Linked DNA regions of Mus musculus: region 1 is linked to region 2. A link is a loop called in an ENCODE intact Hi-C map of the cell type or tissue named here. Cell type or tissue: heart. All regions are shown on one strand. Links, peaks and the distances in the headings refer to the core of each region. The heading gives the core; the rest is flanking DNA. Region 1 overlaps Trpc5 (transient receptor potential cation channel, subfamily C, member 5). Region 2 overlaps Lhfpl1 (lipoma HMGIC fusion partner-like 1).

Region 1 (11,188 bases), core at 1,251-9,250, 900 kb after region 2:
TGGGATTTCCTGGTTGTATATTTACACCATTTGGAAGTGGACCCAGTAGAATACTGATATTGGACAACCCAATTGCACAAATAGCTGAGTTTTTGTAGGTTGTAAAGAAGTAGAAAGTCGATTTCATTCCATTTGTAACGTCTCTAGCTTCAGAAATGTCCCTTTAGAAGAAGGCCTCTGCTATAGGGGGGAAAGACATCAGAAAGAGAAACCACTGGAGATTGATATCTCCCCTTTCAAAGGGTATCACAGGCTGCTTCAGCCTTGGTAGGAATTCGGTTGTCAGCAAATCTCACTGGGAAATTATCCAGTGTTTATTCTAGTTCAAAGGTTAAGCACAGCAGCTGAGCACTATCAGTGGCCTGTGAAGGATTTAAAGATGCTGGTGAGATGGTCTGCTTTAACAAGCAGTCCAATCTAAACAAGAAAAAAAATGTACAAATGAGAAACATACATGAAGTTACCGTAAACTGCCAGTGTTCAGAGGCGGATTTTGCGATGCTATTCATGTATTTCTTCCCTTAATATTTTGTTCCCAGTTCGGAAACAACTGTGATCTGAGCTGGTAGCCAGTCATCTATGACAACTTCAATGTATGGATCCTGGCTCTTCCTGAGATCAGATAAGCAAAGAGAGGCTCCATGAGGGAAATATGTCTGAAGAATAATCAGAAAGGATACCAACAAGAAAAAGAGATCAGCCCAGAAAATCTCACCATCATTGTGGTTTTGCAAAAGCTTAGATCTGGACAGCAGTTCCCAAGTCAAAGATACCAGCAGCCTCCATAGAAAATAACAATTATCAGTGGGCATTCCGGAGATTTTTTTTTTTTTAAAAAAATGGCTATATTTGTATTTCAAAAGAGTTCTGGGCTGAGATTCAGAAAGAATTGCTCCCTTGTTTAAAAACTGGTTCTTCCTGAAGGTTGGTTTCACTGTGTTCTCCTTGTAAGTTACAAACTATATTTCTGGACCATTTGAGTGTCCATGGCCCAGAACTCGGGTCAAGAATGTGATTACTTTGGTTTCTTTCTTATTTCTTTAGTCTTTGTTCACAATATGCTAGTCGTTGGGTCAGTCTGACCCCACCACGCTGTCACATTGCCCCTTACTTGAAATGCATGTGCTCCACAAGAACTGTGCTGTAGAAATGACTCAGTGGTTAAAAGGACTGTCTGCTCTTAAATAGGACCCCATTTCAGGTCCTAGCACCCACACAGTGGCTCATGTAACTCCAGTTCTAGAAAATGCAGTGGCACACAAAACATTCACACACATACCTTTTAAAAAATAGAGCCATAGCACAATGTCATTCTTTACCTAGTTCTATCACAACTCCAAACTATCCAATCTCCTTAGCCTAACCAGTTCTAGTGATAAAAGCTTTTATTGTCTTCGTCAAGGGATAAAAGCCCTACTATCAGGCCTGACTTCTTCCAGGAAAAATCCTGGGCCTGGCTCAACTCCCAAGGAGTTGTTTCTGGAGAACGCAGAAGACAGTATAAAGCCCTCCAGCCTTCAGGCCTACTAAACAGTCCTACCTCTGAAAGCTGGAATGAATCTAAGCAATAACCAAAGTCCCTTTCCAGGTGAAAGACTTGCTCATTTCAAGAAGCATTAGAAATTGCATGAAGTTGCGACAGAGCCATTTCAGATGTCACTAGATGGCTCTTCCCTTTGGGAAGCCCTCAAGCAATCTCAATACTGACTCTCGCTCACCTCAGTTTCTGCTTTCTATGCTGCCAAAACACCCTGAGCAATCTGATCAGGGACTGCCACATGTCCTGAAGGAGAAAACAGACACGCCCATCCATCAAAACATATAAAGCATCCCCTTAAAGAGAAAAGGAGCAACGGCCCTATTATCATGAGTGTATTAGCTAGCAGTTATTACCAAAAGCATGGGTCCAACAACAGTCAGACTAGCAGGGATTAGAAACTGGGCAGCCATGTAGTATAGATTAAGGCAGCTTGCCTCATCTGTCAACTAGGTCTTGTGAGGAAGCGCCAGTCTCTAGGTTATGTTAACAGTACCTCTTCATGTTACCTTTCAAACACTGGAAAAAGAGGTGCTCCCTATTATTACTAAATGCTGGCTTGCCTCAGTGTCCCATGTTCAGCTCTTCATCTTCTTCGTCCCTGTATAATCAGTGTTCATATTATTAATATCTGCAAGGTTTGAACGACTTGAGTGATACCTATTCTTTCAGTGGTAGTCCAACCAGTATCATTTAACTGCATTGTCATAAGTATAGGTAGAAGATACATATATTGATCTGACTTTGAAGTATGGCTCAAATTTAGAAAAGACAGAAAAGTGACTGCAGGGCTGAGCTCTTATCTCTGGCAAGGAAATAGCTTGTGCACCAGCTAAGAGTGTCCTGGTGTTTGCTGGAAGCAGTAAGACTGGAGAAGTGCCCTTCACTCCTTTCTACCATTGCTGCTTCCTTGGGAAACCTTTCCAATATGAATGGAGTTCTTTTTGCCCCAGTAAAGATGGTGCTGGCACACGGTAGAGAACCAGGGAGAAGACTCGTGTATCTAGGAGCTCCAACGAGGCTCTAGATCTTGTCTGAATAACCATAACAACGGGAGTGAGCTTGCTTTGTCTGCCTCCATACATCCTCATTCTGGGCTCCATCACTGATGTCTATGGGAGTTCTGCCCAGCATCCTGAGCTAACCGCCTGGACAAGTCCCATTTTCACCATCTTTAGCCAAATCTAAGAGGTTTTAGAGTTTTTCTAAGATGTCAAAATTCAGTAGTTACTATATAATAAATCAGAATAACTGGCATTTGGGCATGTGTTTATCAATTGCCAGGCACTGAACCAATTATTTTCTATCTATTATTATCACTATAATCACTATTAATGACCACCATTCATTATGAGCTATACGTTATACAAATACATTCAGTGTGTATTATATCATTAAACCATTACACCCACTTTGTGAGGTATTACTAGTAATTTCATTTTATAAATGGGGAAGCTGAGGCAGAGAGATTGAAACGACTTTCTGTTTCCTTTCTGATTAGCATGCTTAAGTTATATGCGTTAGCTAGTTTTAGTATGCTATCTCATTACATGTATACAGCAAGCACTATAGAAATCCAGCCTCTATGTATCTAACCTCCCTTTGGTCCAACTCTAGCAATTATGCATTTGGGTCAACCTTTCTTAAGAGCCTGTGCTTGTGAAAGAGAATGTGTTCTACTTGTATTTCTGAATCTGGCTTATTTCACCTAAACATAATGCCCTACATTTCCATCCATTTTGTTGCAAAAGAGAAGGATTTCATTTCCTTAATGGCAGAGTACTACTCCATTGTGCATACTCCTAGTGTTTTCTTTACCCATCCAATGTGTTGTTGATCGGCACCTAGGTTGATTCTGTATTTTAGCTATTGTGATACGGCCACAATAAACATCTGGATGCAGATATCCCTTTGGTATGCTGATTTCCATGTCTTTTGTGTGTATGTCCAGAAGTGAGACAGTTGGATATTATGAATTCTGTTTTTCTTTTGTTGAGGCGCCTCCATTTTGTTCTCCATAATGGCTAGTCTAATTTCCATTCCTATCAATCGTGTATGGGAATTCATTGTCTCCCCTCACCGACCCACCCAGGCCAGCATTTGGTATTTCTTGTCTTCAGTTTCTGTTCTGATATTAGCCAAGGACAAATTCTCAGTAAGGTCTCCCAATCTAAAGTAACAACAGTATCATACCTCCTCCTTTTGACTTGCATTCTAATTCAAAGGCCATGATGCACACAGGATATCTAGCGTCTATTCAACCTCAGCCCTCCCTCCCTTTAGCTGACTGACTCACTGTCTCTGGGCTTCTAAGCAAAGGGATCCTGTGGAGACACTGTCTTGTTTCTGCAAACTGTCGTCTTTGCTAAGTCCTTATGCTCTACACCTCCGACTCTCTCTCTCTCTCTCTCTCTCTCTCTCTCTCTCTCTCTCTCTCATTCATGGCAACCAGACATCAAACACACACTTTTCCCTCAACTCTTTCCTTAATTCTGTCAGAGAACGGTGTGGCTCACATCTTTATTCTTTTCCCAGTCTTGTATTTATTCATTTACTTACTTACTTTTATTCTTCTCTCAAACAATTCTGACCTCAGTTTCCACTCCTCCCAGTGCCTCGCCTCCTCTCCTCTAGATCCACTCCATTTCCCTTTAGAAAAGAGCAGACCTCCCAGGGATATCAACTTAAATGATATAACACAATATTTTAAGATTCGGGTTTGGTTTTTTAATGTGGATGGGTCTTACCAGCGTGCATGTCTGTGTAGTATTTGCACACCCAGTGCCTTCAGAGGCCAGGAAAGAAGTTATTAGAGTTACTGATAGTTGTTACCTCCCAGGAATAGAACCTGGGCCCTCTGCAAGAACAAGAAGTGCTGATGACCGGGCCTCTCCAGCACATGGCTCATGCCTTTAATCCTAGCCCTCCAGAACTAGAGGTAGGCAGATCTTGGTGAGTTCAAGGTCAACCTAATCAACATAGCAAGTTCCCTGCCAGCCAAGGCTACATATGAGACCCTGTCTCGAAAAAAAAAATATGCTGCCAGAAAACCAGCCTACAACCACAGAATAAACAAGTCTGCCACTGTACTCCTGAGCATGACAGACAAGACCATTCTCTCAAATGCCTGCCTTGGAACACCTAGGCCCTCTGCCTGTTTATTTCCCAAACCGATCTTGTATGCCTAAAATATCTCTTGCAATTATGCCCATACTAGTAAACGAACTGGCCAGCACCCTTCTCCAGGATGGAGACCGAAGCACTCTTGGCAAAAGATGTACAGCCAACAGCAACTGCTCACTGCTCAGACTGCTCCTCTCTGTCTGGGTCTGGTTTGGCTCGCCCCCTGGTGGTCAACCTTAGGAACAGCATTTTCTTCATTCTGTCGCTCCCAGCCTTCTGATTTTGTGTGTTCGCAAGCCTTTGGAGTGTATCTGCTGGGCACAAAGCGATTCACCTTGAGATTCACAGCATGTGGTAGAAGGGTTCTGCTGAGCTCCAAACTCTGTTTTCCAAGTGCAGTCGTAGCCTATGCTGCTTTCTGCTGAATGTCAAGTGTTTCAGTGACTGACAGAGGGGCAAGGAGAAATGGGAAGAATACATTCTTTTCTTTCCTGCTATTAAAAGGCAACCTAACAGGGTAGATACCTGCACTGCTTCTCTGTATCGGAAACGATGCCTGTCCTGGGTGTTCAGAAACATAAATAGTTGTCATGGAGATTCTATCTTGCCTCAATCTAACAGAAACAGGACTATGTCAGTTACCAGTTAGCCTTAATGCCTCTCTCTGTATGTGCCTGAGGAAGCGTGGGGAGGGACACAAGCAAGAAAAAGTGATTGGAGGCACAGGAAATATCACCATCATTGTGGTTTTGCAAAGACTCCGATCTGGGTAGCAGTTCCCAAGCCAAAGATGCCAGCAACCTCCGTAGATTAACAGCTACCAGTGTACACTTCAAAAGAGTTCCAGGAGAGGGTTCATGGAGATAACAATTGCTCCTGGTTGAAAACAGAATCTCCCTCAAGATTGGTCTCAGGATGATTTCTTCATAAATTACAAACTACATTTGTAGACAGGTGTCCATGGCCCAGAGGTCATTACCAAGGTGTGTGCCTCTTCTTCTCCCCTATTCTCAGAGCCCTTGTTTTGGATACTACCAATCCTTTGGCTGGAACAACAAATGATTTCTGATTGGATGGAGATTTCCAGGGGGGGGGGGCTGCTTGCTTTTTGTTTCAGTGTTTGGAGACAAGAGCTCACTGTGTTGCTCTTACAGACAGGATTTGCTTGTGCCTCCGTGTCTCAGGCTGCAGGTGTGTCACCACGAATCCAGCTTCTGCTTTGAATTGAAGAGCTAAATATGGTGTTGGAGACATGACTCGGCACTTAAGGGTCTTGTTGCCTTAGCTGAAGAGTGGAAATAGGTTCCTAGCAAAGATGTCAGACAGTTCACAAATGCCTTTGACTCCAGTTCCAGAGGATACAATGCCCTCTTCTGGCTTTTTTGGGCACACACACACGCACACAACACTTAGAAAACATTAAATGTGTGTTCCAAATTAACATTAACAAAGCCTTTCTCTTCCTGTGATCACCAGAGATAAAATGGGCTTGGAGTGTTGACTACTCACTAACCAAAATACCTAGAGTATTATCAGAGACACTGCCTATTGCTTGAGATATAATAGCCGATTTGTATTATCTCAGTTGTTAAGGTAAACCTGCTGTTTTTACATTTCTTTTCATTTACTCTTGTCTCATACAATACATCCTGACCGAAGCCTCCCCTCCCTCCACTCCATCCAATTCTGTCAAATCCCTCCTCTACCCCAGATCCACTCCCTCTCCCCAGCTTACAACCTCCTACCCCCACAGAAAAGAGCAGGCCTCTCGGGGACATCAATTGAACATGGCACAAGATAAATCTGTTGTTTTAAAGGGGGACTAGAGAGCATATCAGCGTAAAAGAATATAACATCTCTCCCTCTCTCTTTCCTTCCCTCCCTCCTATCCTCCTTCTCCTACATACCCAACCTTCTCTGTTTCGTTTATGCCTTTGTTTTCTTCACACAATTCTGTTTTCCTTTGCTCTCCGTCCCACTTTTCCCTGTATAACAAAGTCTTGATGAGAAACATAGGTATCTCCAAGTCTCTCCTAATAATTGTGGCACATCAGAAATCTTGCAGAGTAGAAGAAAAGCAAGCATTGTAGACTTCTCTTCTCATTAAAGAATCAACATTTTTTAAAGTTTTATTTATTTTATATGTGAGTGATTGTTGCTGTCTTCAGACACACCAGAAGAGGGCGTCAGTTCCCATTACAGATGGTTGTGAGCCACCATGTGGTTGCTGGGAATTGAACTCAGGACCTCTGAAAGGACAGTCAGTGCTCTTAACTGCTGAGCCATCTCCCCAACCCAGAGCCAAGAATTATTATACAAAATTTGAATCGATGCGTTTATAAATCTCTCCACTAACCCCATCCAGTCTCCTTGGCCTGGCTATAAAGAGGATCGCCTGGCGGATTCTAAAAGATGATGCCAGGGTTTTTGCTTGTAAAACCTCATTTATACATGTCACACAGGTAAACTGATTGATGCAGAGATGTTTTAGAGCAGAGGGTCTCCTTTTTTTTCCCCCTTTTCGGTTTTTCAAGACAGGGTTTCTCTGTATAGCCCTGGCTGTCCTGGAACTCACTCTGTAGACCAGGCTGGCCTCGAACTCAGAAATCTGCCTGCCTCTGCTTCCCAAGTGCTGGGATTAAAGGTGTGCGCCACTACACCCAGCGAGGGTCTCCATTTTAACTAGAACTCATGTTCTAGAATATTGTAGGCTCTTTTTAAAAAATATATTTTATTTGCTTTACATCCCGATCCCTAACCCCCTTCCAGGGCCCACAGACCCTGCCTTTTCTTCCCTGGATATCCACCAACCCAGTCTCTGCAAGGCTAGGTTTCCCAGTTACAGGATTGATTTTAAAGTATGCATCTTTTCAACCTTTGAAGACCTAAGAAAGCTTCATGACTAGGGACTATCACTTGTTTTCTTCATATCCCACTGCTTCCTAGTAAAATGGGACATATTAGGTCCTTAGTAAATACGTTTTATGAATTGATAGAAAGAAGCTTCGGGCAATCTGATTTATACTTTGTCAACCCTGTTTTAAAAAAAAGAGATAACTGGATTTATATTCTTTACAAGTATTTCATGCGTGGAGATAAATGAATTGTTTAATTGAAAGAAAGTCTGCCTCACTTGTAGACTTCATGATAATAATTAATATAGTCCCAGGTTTTAATATGTGGCATCAATAATATATCATATATATATATATATACCTAATACAGCCCTGCACACTTTGTTAAGCATGCTTGCATATGTCTTTGACAATGTTATCTGCTTGTTCCAGGTAAACAACCTTCTCATAAATGTTGAGACATGCCTGAGCTCATGTCTCAAGTTTCACGTGGCAAGTTTATTCATTTATTCATTCCTTAACTCGATTGTACGTGAGAGTCAGTTAAGTAGACGTTATTGTCTTCAGTGATATAGCCACTGGCAAGTTACCCATGGTCTATTGGATAGCTTTACACCCATTTACACATAAGTGGTGCTAATTAAATCTGGTTGCTCACAAAGGAAAAAATAACCTTGAAAGTGGGATGAGAACTTAGTAGAAGGTGTGTTGGGGTCCATGAGTCGCCCACAAACCATACAAACAGTAAGACAGGGATGGTTTATTGAACACACACCCTAATAATAATTGATCAGGGATGTAGCTCAGAATTATCTGAGGCTACGACCCTGAAAGTCTTTCTCTGTCAGCTTAGAAAGGAAACACACACACACACACACACACACACACACACACACACACACACACACACAATGAGTTCATTAGCAGGCACAGAAAGTGCTGCCCAGGGGTTGGCTCTGACTCAAGTCATTTTAGACATAACAGTTCACATTGTCCTTTAATTTGATAGGCCCTACATGAAGCTTTGTGGAATTTCTTAAGATTAACCAACCACACAGATAACATACAGAACATAACAGGATATGGGATCAGCATGACCTTGCTCTGAGTCAAGTCATTTTTCTGTGTCAATGACTGGCAGGCATATTACAGCAACAGTATGAAATAGCTGACAGCCATGGAACAGAATGGCTACTAATATGCAGACCTCAGCAGGTAGGGAGAGGACAAGAGGGGATGGAGACATGAGTGTCATCAGAACTTACTACATATATGTATGAATATATCAAAGAATAGATTCATTTTTAAAAATCTCATTTCTGGGCATACTGGCCCACAACTGTAACCCCAGCATTTGGGGAGTAAATTGAGGAGGGGGGTGGGTTCAAGGTCATCCTGAGTTATGTATCAAGATGGTCTCTCTCAAAACAACCCAGTAACCATAGCTGGGGAACATGTTCACCAGTTGTTTCATGGGATCCAGGCAGAGACACAGTGGCAGCTTATTAGAGCATTGCACCCCCCCGTTGTCACAACCACTCATGAAGTTTCAAAGGACATAATAGGCTATCATAGGGCATCAGTGTTCCACTACAAAAGATGCTGTGGGCGATGAGTGGACACTGAGTTCAAGCTGGAAAGCTCCCTGCCCCTGATGCTTTGCATCTGGGTACAGGTTCTGTTGAAGTCAATAAAGCATTCAAAGTAATCGCGACAAGCGTCAGAATGAGCAGTTCATGCTAACGCCTTAGGAGCCTCAAACAGAACAATTTTGCCCAGTGTTGAGGAACAGAAAACCAACCCTCCCTAGAGTACAGCACACAAGTGCTAAGTTAAAGGGTGGAGTCTGGCCTTGCAAGACACTGAGCACCAGAGTTTTGAACATGCCTGTTTTGTTTTGTTTAATGAATTGAAAGAAAAATGGAAAACTAGCATGGGCTACCAGACTGGTACACTCAGCACTTGAGAGGTTGAAACAGGAAAGTTGCTCAGACTGTAAAACCAGCCAGGGCTACATCTTATGTTCCCAGCCAGCCTGAGTTACAGCAACTCCATCTCAGAAAGGGGTGCGTGTGTATAGATAGAAGAGAGTTAAAGTATATGTTTTAAATATAGCTTTTAAATTACATTTTTACTCTATAGGAAGCAATGTATACATTTTGGTAAGCTCCACAAATCCACATTTTTAACATTTGCCCCACATAAGTCTGATGAGCAGCAATACTTAAGACACAAACCCCCAATTCTACTTGGAGAAAAAGGTATCCTAAGTGAGATTGGCATCCCTTGAGATGACAGAAAAAATGACTATTCTCACTTTTGTTTAGGGCGTGTGTGCCACAGCAATTTCTGTTGCTTTTCCATCCTGAGGAAGCAGAGCTAGTCTTATGTTTAAATAAAAGAAGCACCTCTTATTCTTGCCTCTCTCTCACCTCTTGCTCCCTTGCTCCCCTCTCTCCCCATCTTCTTCTCCCCTCTCTCCATGTGGTCATGGCCGGCCTCTACTTCTCTACTCTCTCCCTCTCTCTGCCTTTCTCTGCCTCTACTACCCTCTTAACCCCCCTCTCCATGCCCTGAATAAACTCTATTATATACTAAAATAAAAATAAATAAAGAAAGGAAGGAAGGAAGGAAAGAAGGGAGGAAGGGAGGAAGGAAGGAAGGAAGGAAGGAAGGAAGGAAGGAAGGAAGGAAGGAAGGAAGGAAGGAAGGAAGAGATAATTACTGTAAAGGATGTCAAAATACCCTTCTGATGAGTTGTCCCTAAGGCCAAAGATTCCTGGTTGATGGCCTTTCTCTTTAAGGGTTATTATTCGCTTTGCTCTCCCTGGGTTTGTGTTGTTTTGCCCCCTCTTTGTTGTCTTAGAAAGTTGTTCAATTTGCTAAGCAAGATGGCTGCTGGCAGGAGTTTCAAGGGAATGCATAAGACTGTCAAGAACACTTAAGAAATTGGCTCCATAGTTTGCAAGAATAATAACCTTGAGCTTGCATTTGTTGAGAAATGTGAAATTGAAGAGATACGTTCATTCCACCAAGATCCATGTGCTTATACTCTGAAGAAGTCAGCAACCTCAGAGGTTGTTCTATGGTTAGAGTATGGATCCACGCAGCAAAAGGCACTAAAGCAAATAGAAACGCTGGCCTGCTCTGTAGGAGACCATGATCTCAAAGACAAAGCAGGGCCCACACATGGATTAGAACACACCACTGAAGTTGTGTCTCGCCTAGCGACATGATGGTAGCAATAAAGTCCTAAAGCTTTTGGAAAGTTGGAAGAGAAAGGACCACTATTTGTGGTTGCGTGGCTGATTTTCAAAAGTCATCATCTATATGTTCCAAAGTTAGAGTGGAGTCTGAGAAGGTAAGGCAGAAAGAAGGCATTGGCGTCACCAGCAGACACTTGAAGTAAACAAGACAAGACACAAGCGATGTATGATTAGTGTACCATATAAGGTGAAAGACTAGTCCTGGGCTGATCAAAGCAAAAAAAAAAAAAAAAAAAAAAACAAAAAAACCTCTTAGGCATTATATATTAGGGGAGGTTTAAATAAATGTGTTGATGAAAGCCACATGTATCATCCTGCAATTCAATTGACAGCAAATTGGGAATGAAACCAGCAACTATATGCCAGATTCTATTGCTCATATTGTTCACAGTCATCAGTATACAAAT
Region 2 (8,000 bases), core at 1-8,000:
GAATATTGAGTATGAACGTATTTATAGCATCTTCCATAGTTTTCATTTGATTGGTATTTTGCTTTTGTAATTATCGGTGCTGGGAGGACAAGTTCACATAAATATGGAGTACCAACCTGTTAGGGCCACTTCAGAAGCTACCGCAAGTGCTGTGTTAAAGTCAAGCCAAAATTCACTGACTTTTTCTAAAATTTAATTCATCAACTCAAACAGCAGTTTTTATTTTTATGCTTTGTTGCTATATTATTTATTTATTAGGCACATTTTTTTCCCTACAGTATGTTCTGACCATAATTTCCTTTCCTGTGTCTCCTCCCAGGTTCTCCCCAGAACCCTGCCCATCCAACTCCATGCCTTCTCACTCTCTTTCTTTAAACAACAAGCAAACCAATAAAAATTAAAAACAAACCAAAATAAAACATAAAACAGACAAACAGAAAAAAAATCCTCTAGAAACAATACACATGTAGACACATGCACACACAAATATCTCATAAAAAATCAAACTTGGAAACTATAATAGATAAACAAAAGATGGTTAGGGCAAAAAAAATGCCTAAACAAAACACGAGAAAAAAGGTTTTCATATGCAGGGATCCATCCCATAATCAGCTTCCAAATGCTGACACCATTGCATACACTAGCAAGATTTCGCTGAAAGGACCCAGTTATAGCTCTCTCTTGTGAGACTATGCCGGGGCCTAGCAAACACAGAAATGGATGATCACAGTCAGCTATTGGATGGGTCACACGGCCCCTAATGGAGGAGCTAGAGAAATTACCCAAGGAGCTATAGGGAACTGCAACCCTATAGGTGGAACAACAATATGAACTAACCAGTACCCTGGAGCTCTTGTCTTTAGCTGCATATGTATCAAAAGATGGCCTAGTCGGCCATCACTGCAAAGAGAGGCCCATTGGACTTGCAAATTTTATATGCCCCAGTACAGGGGAACGCCAGGGCCAAAAAGGGGGAGTGGGTGGGTAGGGGATTGGGGGGGTGGGTATGGGGGACCTTTGGGATAGCATTGAAAATGTAAATGAGGAAAATACCTAATTAAAAAAAATACCACTGAGTTTGTTTTGTGCTGGACATCTACCGCGCATCCTGTGGTCTGACCTTAAAGAGCAATTTGTATACCCAGAGAGGCTTTACAGACAAACACTGCTTAGTCCTTTGTGAGTAGTTATCAGTTGGAGATGGCTTCTGTGGTAGGGATGGGACCTCAAGTTCAGTTCCCTCTCTGTGCTGGGATACCATCTGTTTGGACTTGTGTAGCCCCCGTGCATAAAGGCAGCAGTTTTTAAAATCCAACTTTACTAACACAATCCAATCCAAAGATATACTATTTCAATGCTTATATACTAAAGAATGACAGTAGGGGAATATTAAAAGATTCTGTTTTCCTTAATTTAATCACTGTTTCTGCAAGATCATCAAACTTTGCATGTATAGTAAAATCCTTGTAATTTATAATATACGGCAGTACTGAATCCAAGCCCATGTTCCAGGTTGTGTTTATTGCCATCACATGGTGTGAGGTGAGAGAATGCACAGTACTAAATGCACCATGTTGTAAATTCAGAATCATGACTGCACTGAAGTTGCACGATGGAGCCTGGTCAAGGTGCTGCCAGGAACACCTCAGATTCATTATAAGTGTGATTTTGAATTAACTTGTGTCCGTTGTGCATTCAGAAACCATTTGTTCTTGCTAAGGTTTTCATTACCCTCCCATATTTTGTTACATGACCCCGTAGGGCCGTGGGCAACAGCTTTAGAATCTGTGGCCTATATAACATGAAAAATAAATTCACAGGTTAGCAGTGCTGGACTTGTCTTCAAATGTGAGCCCCGCCACTTACTAGTTGTACAAATCTGGGCACACTCCTTAACTTCTCAGTATTTCATCAATGGGGATTGTTAATAGTATTGATTCTTGTAGGATTGGGGCGATAGAGGAAAGTCACCATTAGATACAAGGCACAATGCTGCATTAATGCAACTTGTTATTGTCAGAGTCCCTTTGGAGGAGAGGCCCCAAACTTTCAGAATGGAGACAAGAAAGGAAAGGCCCATCCATCTTGACCAAGGTTGGTGATAGAGGATAACCAAAGGTCATGTGTGTGTTCCTTGTAGTTCCTTTCTCTAGTGGTTCATTTCCCTTGCTCTCTTAACATTTCCGCCCATTCTGGACAGTTCAAAGCCTTTTATGGTGACTTGGGATTTGACCTTCCAGGGTTCAGTTTCCAGGAATTTCCTGTTACCTTTCGTTTCTTTCAGTTTTCTTTTTAAAATTTTATTTATTTATTTATTCATTTATTCACTTTATATCCTGCTCACTGCTCCCTTCATAGTCACCCCTCCCACAGTCCTTCCCCTATCCCCTTCCACTGCTCTTCTGAGCAGGTGGGGCCCCTGGGTATCCCTCACCCTTGCACTTTAAGTCTCTGTGAGACTAGGCACTTCCTCTCCCACTGAGGCCAGACAAGGCAGCCTAGCTAGAAGAACATGTCCCACATACAAGTAACAGCCTTTTTGTGGACAGTCTGCTGTGCTCACCAGCACACAGCTGGCTTAGCAAGCATCTTTGCATCCACAGTGGGGCAGTAGAGTGTGGGAGAAGTCAGCCTGACAAGGGTAAACTGCTTATTCTGCTTTCAGTCTTCCTAGGCTTGCTTGGGCACATCACTTCCCCACTCTGAGACCTGGCTTCTCTGTTTTCATGTACAGAGCACTGTACTAGGTGGGTGAGTAGCCGGGTTACTAGCTCCAGTAATAAAGCCTGCCTATAGATGTGAATCTTTTACCACTTTCAGAAAACCAAGGGTCCTATATACCTACTTAGCTCCCTGTTATGACTTGCTCTCCATTAATCATTTATCTTCATATCTGTCTTTTTCCCCCTGTTCTCAAAAAGTATATTTTCAAGTGTTTTAGCATACACATAACTGTAGCAGGAGATAAATATGTTAATTTGTTTAACTAGTAATTATCTTATTACATATACATCAAAATATCATCTTTTATACATTAAAATATACAGTAAAAATGCAATGTACTTAGGATAATCATCTTATACACAATAATAGTTTGAGAATCACTGCTGGTAGCTGTCTGAGAGAAAAATGTATTTAGCTAAGGACATTGTGCAGAGCCACTATCTTTTGGGGTAGCATTAGCTGGAATGTTGAGAGTCCTGGGAAATTCAGGGCTTAGACATTGCTGAAAACCTCAGAGTTATGTACGTGAACAACAGAGATGTGTTTCCACAAAGAGGAGAAATTGAGCTAAGTTGAAGCAGACCAGAAGGAATTAATGGGTCATGAAACAACTTTATTCGACTGCATATGTCTGCTGCCTAACACACCTTTACATTGTGCAGTAGCTTTATCCCTATCTTACTGTCTGGCCATAGATGACCCACTTCACTTCTTTAAACCCGTTTACCCATAGGCAATGTGAGAAATCAATTATCTTCAGAACCGGTTCTGCTCATGTGTTAGAGAAGTGCACCGAAAAATTTTGAAACAATAATCTTGCCTGTGAGAGGTAGAAATTAGAACTCTAATTGGTTAGATCTTCTCACTGATCAGCTTCTAGATTAAAAATAGTGAGAAATTTAGAGTAATGACACTCTATACATCCCAGGGAATATGAAGTTATTTTCGTTTTGACTAGAAGAAATGACAGAGGTGCTTTTATGTACATTTCTCTTTTTCTTGAAATAATCCACGTGAGAAAGGGTGTTCAACCCTGAATTAGTTGCTTGTTACGGTTGCAGTTCTGCAACCCCAGAGGAAGAGAAGGTTCTTCCAAAGGCCTCAAGGGCAAGTCCACTGCATGGCCTTATTCTCCTGTTGTCTTGCTGAGGGCCTCCCAGGCTCAGGAAGAGAACTAACGTTCTAGGGGCTGGTTGTCTATCAACCACACAACCACACGATGGCAGTAAAGCAAGGCAAATTCATTTGGTTTAGCACTTCTGCTCTTTACTTTCTAGAATGTGAATCACAATTTCTTTGCTTCCATTTCCTCCCCTGGAGTTGCTTCTGTAAGCATCAGTGCCAATTTCTGCTTCCTCTTTCACCTTTATTGTGTGTTAGTCCTTTCCCTATAAAATGGTGCTGAATCTTATCTTAAGCTTTTGTTTAAAAGCAGAATCTCAGAGTTTACTTTTTTTTTTTTTTTTTTTTTTTTTTTTTTTTTTTTTTTTTTTTTTGAGACAGGGTTTCTCTGTATAGCCCTGGCTGTCCTGGAACTCACTTTGTAGACCAGGCTAGCCTCGAACTCAGAAATCCGCCTGCCTCTGCCTCCCGAGTGCTGGGATTAAAGGCGTGCACCACCACGCCCTGCCAGAGTTTACTTTTAAGAGCAGATGTTAACAGTGTAGCATCCAAGCCATAAGGCTCAGTCAGTGAGGATGGCGTTGAGATACCATATAAAATATGTTCAGCTCAGGGCCCACACCCTGTAAATGTGAATGGCAACTGCTTTGATCATGGCTGTTGTTGGTATAGGTCAGACTAACCCAGAGGCTGGATAATAAACTGGTTGCAAAAGAGCAAAGCAAGCAACAGCTACATTCCTAGGAGAAATCCCCTGATGAGGTTGGGATTACAGAGAAGAGAGACCTATATGTTAGAGCTATGTCATATGGTTTCCTACAAACAATAGTCACTAAACCTCGTCTAAGTGAATTATAAGAAATGGTGAGAAAGATAAAAATATCTCTCTCAAGTGAATGCCCCTAGCATGGCAACAAGCACAGGGAAATTTTAAAGAAATATAGATGTCTTTCCACATTTTTTCATTAATAGGCTAAATGATATACCTTACTTCGGGCCCCATTGGGCTGGACTTAGGAATCTACTGGACTCTTCCCCAGAGATATGGATATGGGGGATCTGTAGGGAAGCCTAGATATCTGCATCTTAAGTTCTTTTAGGTATTTGCAGAGACTAGGACTAGGAGACAGGTGGTCTGAAAAGTACTCATTATGCTAGGCTCTGCACTGATTTCTTGTTTAATATACCATTGTATTTACCCCCTTAGCTGTATTGTAAAGTGAGTAGTCACATTTATTTTTACCATGAGGAAGAGATGCTCAATAAGGGTAAATGACTTGCTCCTGGGGATCCAGTTTGGAAGGGGCAGAACATGCTTTCAGATGCAGTTCCTTGTAACTGTCATGTCAGGCTCTGCTCCCTATACCACATCGACTCTCCAGGTTCAAAGTTGAATAATTCCAGCCACTATAGACACCTCCTGATGAAATGGGAGAACTTTGAGACATGCTTCATCTCTCTGTTAATTCCTTCTTGTAGAATAATATTCCTGCCTATAGCTACAACTTGACGAATGGCTAGAACTCAGGAAACAGGATTAGCTGGGAGAGTAAGTAGAAATGGTATGTTGTAAGTTGTGAAGTACTATGCTCATATTGGATGGTATAATTTGGGGACTTTGTTATTTCTGAGGTATTTGAGGGCAAATTTTTATAAGCCTCCATGACAGGTATCTGTTAGGCACTAGAGTCTGAATAGAAACAGCAAACGCTTCAAGCTGGCCTTGCTAGTACAAGGCTCAGTAAATGATCTGCATGAAGGTTCCCTCACTCCTAAGTTCTAGGGTAGATTAAGTTTCTGGGACTGAGCCTTTAGCAATTTTTAGTATTTAAGAATATATCAAAATAGAGATAATACTCATTATTCTATCTTGGATGTTCACTATAAAGTATTGAATAAATCAGTATAAAATGCAGAGTTCAAAAGAGATTATAGTTTGTTTCAAGAGATAAACTGTACAGTTATATAACAAATAACTGATAATGATGTTAATCCAAATGTATGACATCAGCATCTGTAGATGCGATAATGCAGAGGCACATAAGGAGAACTCTAGAATCCTATCTTTCTTCTCTTAATTTGCACTCTACCCTGGGTTACTAGAGCAATCTCTTACTTCCCTTCCCTCCATCTCATTATTCCCCTTCTTTTTTTTTCCTCTTCTTCTTTATCTCCTGTTTTTAGATTGCTAGAGATCCTACATACAGGTCCCTTGGTATCTCCCTCTTAGGCTAAAGTGATATTTATGAAATGCAAATCTGATGCCATTCTGTCTTACCAAGTATAATTCCCCATTACTTTGAGGATGGAGTCCACAACAAGACCTATAGGGACCACAGACATACACATATTCTGCCATGTCAGTGATCCAGAAAACCCAATGTACTGGCTAGTTTTGTGTCAACTTGACACAGCTGGAGTTATCAGAGAGAAAGGAGCTTCAGTTGAGGAAATGCCTCCATGAGATCCAACTGTAAGGCATTTTCTCAATTAGTGATCAAGGGGGAAAGGCCCCTTGTGGGTGGAACCATCTCTGGGCTGGTAGTCTTGGTTCTATAAGAGAGCAGGCTGAGCAAGCCAGGGGAGGCAAGCCAGTAAAGAACATCCCTCCATGGCCTCTGAATCAGTTCTTGCTTCCTGACCTGCTTGAGTTTCAGTCCTGACTTCCTTGGTGATGAACAGCAGTATGGAAGTGTAAGCCGAATAAACCCTTTCCTCCCCAACTTGCTTCTTGGTCATGATGTTTGTGCAGGAATAGAAACCCTAACTAAGACACCCAAGTTTCTCCCCATCGCCTCAATTTTGCAGCTGACATTGTGTTTCTTAAGACTGCCTCTTCTCATTTCCTTGCCTGCTTAATTTCTGATTTTTCTTCAAAACATCCCTATCCCCTTTACAATGAATTTGATCCCCATCTTCATCCTTGTGTGACTTGGCATCATAGCACTTGCCTTATTAGTGAGAATATTGCCTCACCCTAATCCCTGTTTTGTTTTTTGTTTTTTAATAATCTTACCTATGAGAGAATGACTTGTTGAAAGAGCTTACCACAGTGCCAGGCATGAGGAAGTATTTGACCAATAATAATGACTTCTGTTTCAGTTACTGGCTTAGTGCTAAGAAAGTTCAAGTCGATGCAAGCAGAGGGCTATTGAGTATATATGAGAGGAGAGGGACCAATTGCTTAGAAGCCAAGTGTCCTAGAGAGCTCATGCTGAATGAAAGCGGTCGAATATTTGCTTAGCTGGTTTTTGCCTTCTCTCCTTAGGGAGAATGCCCAAAGCTATTCTAAGAAGCTGTTCTAGGTAGAATTAATGAGCTGTACAAAGGGCAACATGATGATATGGGCAATTTTTAAGGGTCCAGGAGGTCAGTCTGGAGAAAGACAGAGAAACACAGTTTAAATTGGTCTGAGGCATGCTTCTCCCCACTGAAGAAAAAGATGAGCAGAGACAGCTAAAACTGATAACTATACAAGAAACCCAATAAAAAGAAGTACAGAATGCCAAGGGAGATTTCAATAGGAATCAATTTGTTTCGCTGAAATGTGTGTCTGGGAGAGGAAAATCAGATGGAGGACATTTTTGTCATCATGAGGATTTGGCTTCTTTGCAAGTGCCATCAACTGGTCTTTCCTTCCCTTTAGAGCATTCGGTTGGCTCATGATGAGTTTGCCAACCTACAATGTCGTACTCCTTAGCAGATCTGATTGGATCAAAGTTAGTACTACCAGTAGTAATGTGCTTACCTAAAGTACTGAAATTCTCTGTTCTCTATTTTGTTTGTTTTGTTTTGTTTTTTCCTTCTCTGCCAAGGTAGCTTGGCAGACTTCTGGAATATTCACTGGGTTCTGGGCATCCTCTCTAGGCTGCTGGTGACACGCATACCCAGCTTGGAATGTGAGTAGAAAGATGTTTTCATAGTCTTGGCTGTCTTTTTCCTGGAGGCTGTGGTAGGAGAAGTAAGATGTTTGGCAATTGTTTTCGAATTCATCGGCTTTGCTTTCTCTTTGAAGATTATTCATCTGTGTTTGCTCAAACCTAGTGGAGAAAGTTCTCTGCTCATTTAGCTTCTGCTCCATTGAAAAGCTCCTTATGTTACTTCCTATTGAAACCCTGAAGTCTGAAATCGAAAGTCATCATGGAACAGCTGAG

The links. Hi-C counts contacts between places; a loop is a spot of excess contacts. Peaks named below come from ENCODE experiments on the same cell type or tissue, not always from the same donor. Only the 100,000 strongest peaks of a DNase experiment are listed, where the experiment ranks them.
Region 1: a loop joins it to region 2, with 11 times the contacts of the local background. A loop is called at or near these places in 12 of 42 quality-filtered maps.

The regions. Positions count from the first base shown.
Region 1 is chrX:144,397,377-144,408,564 of GRCm38, reverse strand. All of the region lies in intron 7 of Trpc5 (transient receptor potential cation channel, subfamily C, member 5), which reads left to right. Among named protein-coding and RNA genes, the nearest start is that of Trpc5os, 54 kb to the left of the region's middle. In heart, for the core only: a CTCF peak has its summit at 4,885 (motif pointing left); no DNase peak of the experiment used is centred there.
Region 2 is chrX:145,303,365-145,311,364 of GRCm38, reverse strand. The region is part of intron 3 of Lhfpl1 (lipoma HMGIC fusion partner-like 1); the gene reads left to right. Among named protein-coding and RNA genes, the nearest start is that of Lhfpl1, 42 kb to the left of the region's middle. In heart, for the core only: a CTCF peak has its summit at 3,935 (motif pointing right); no DNase peak of the experiment used is centred there.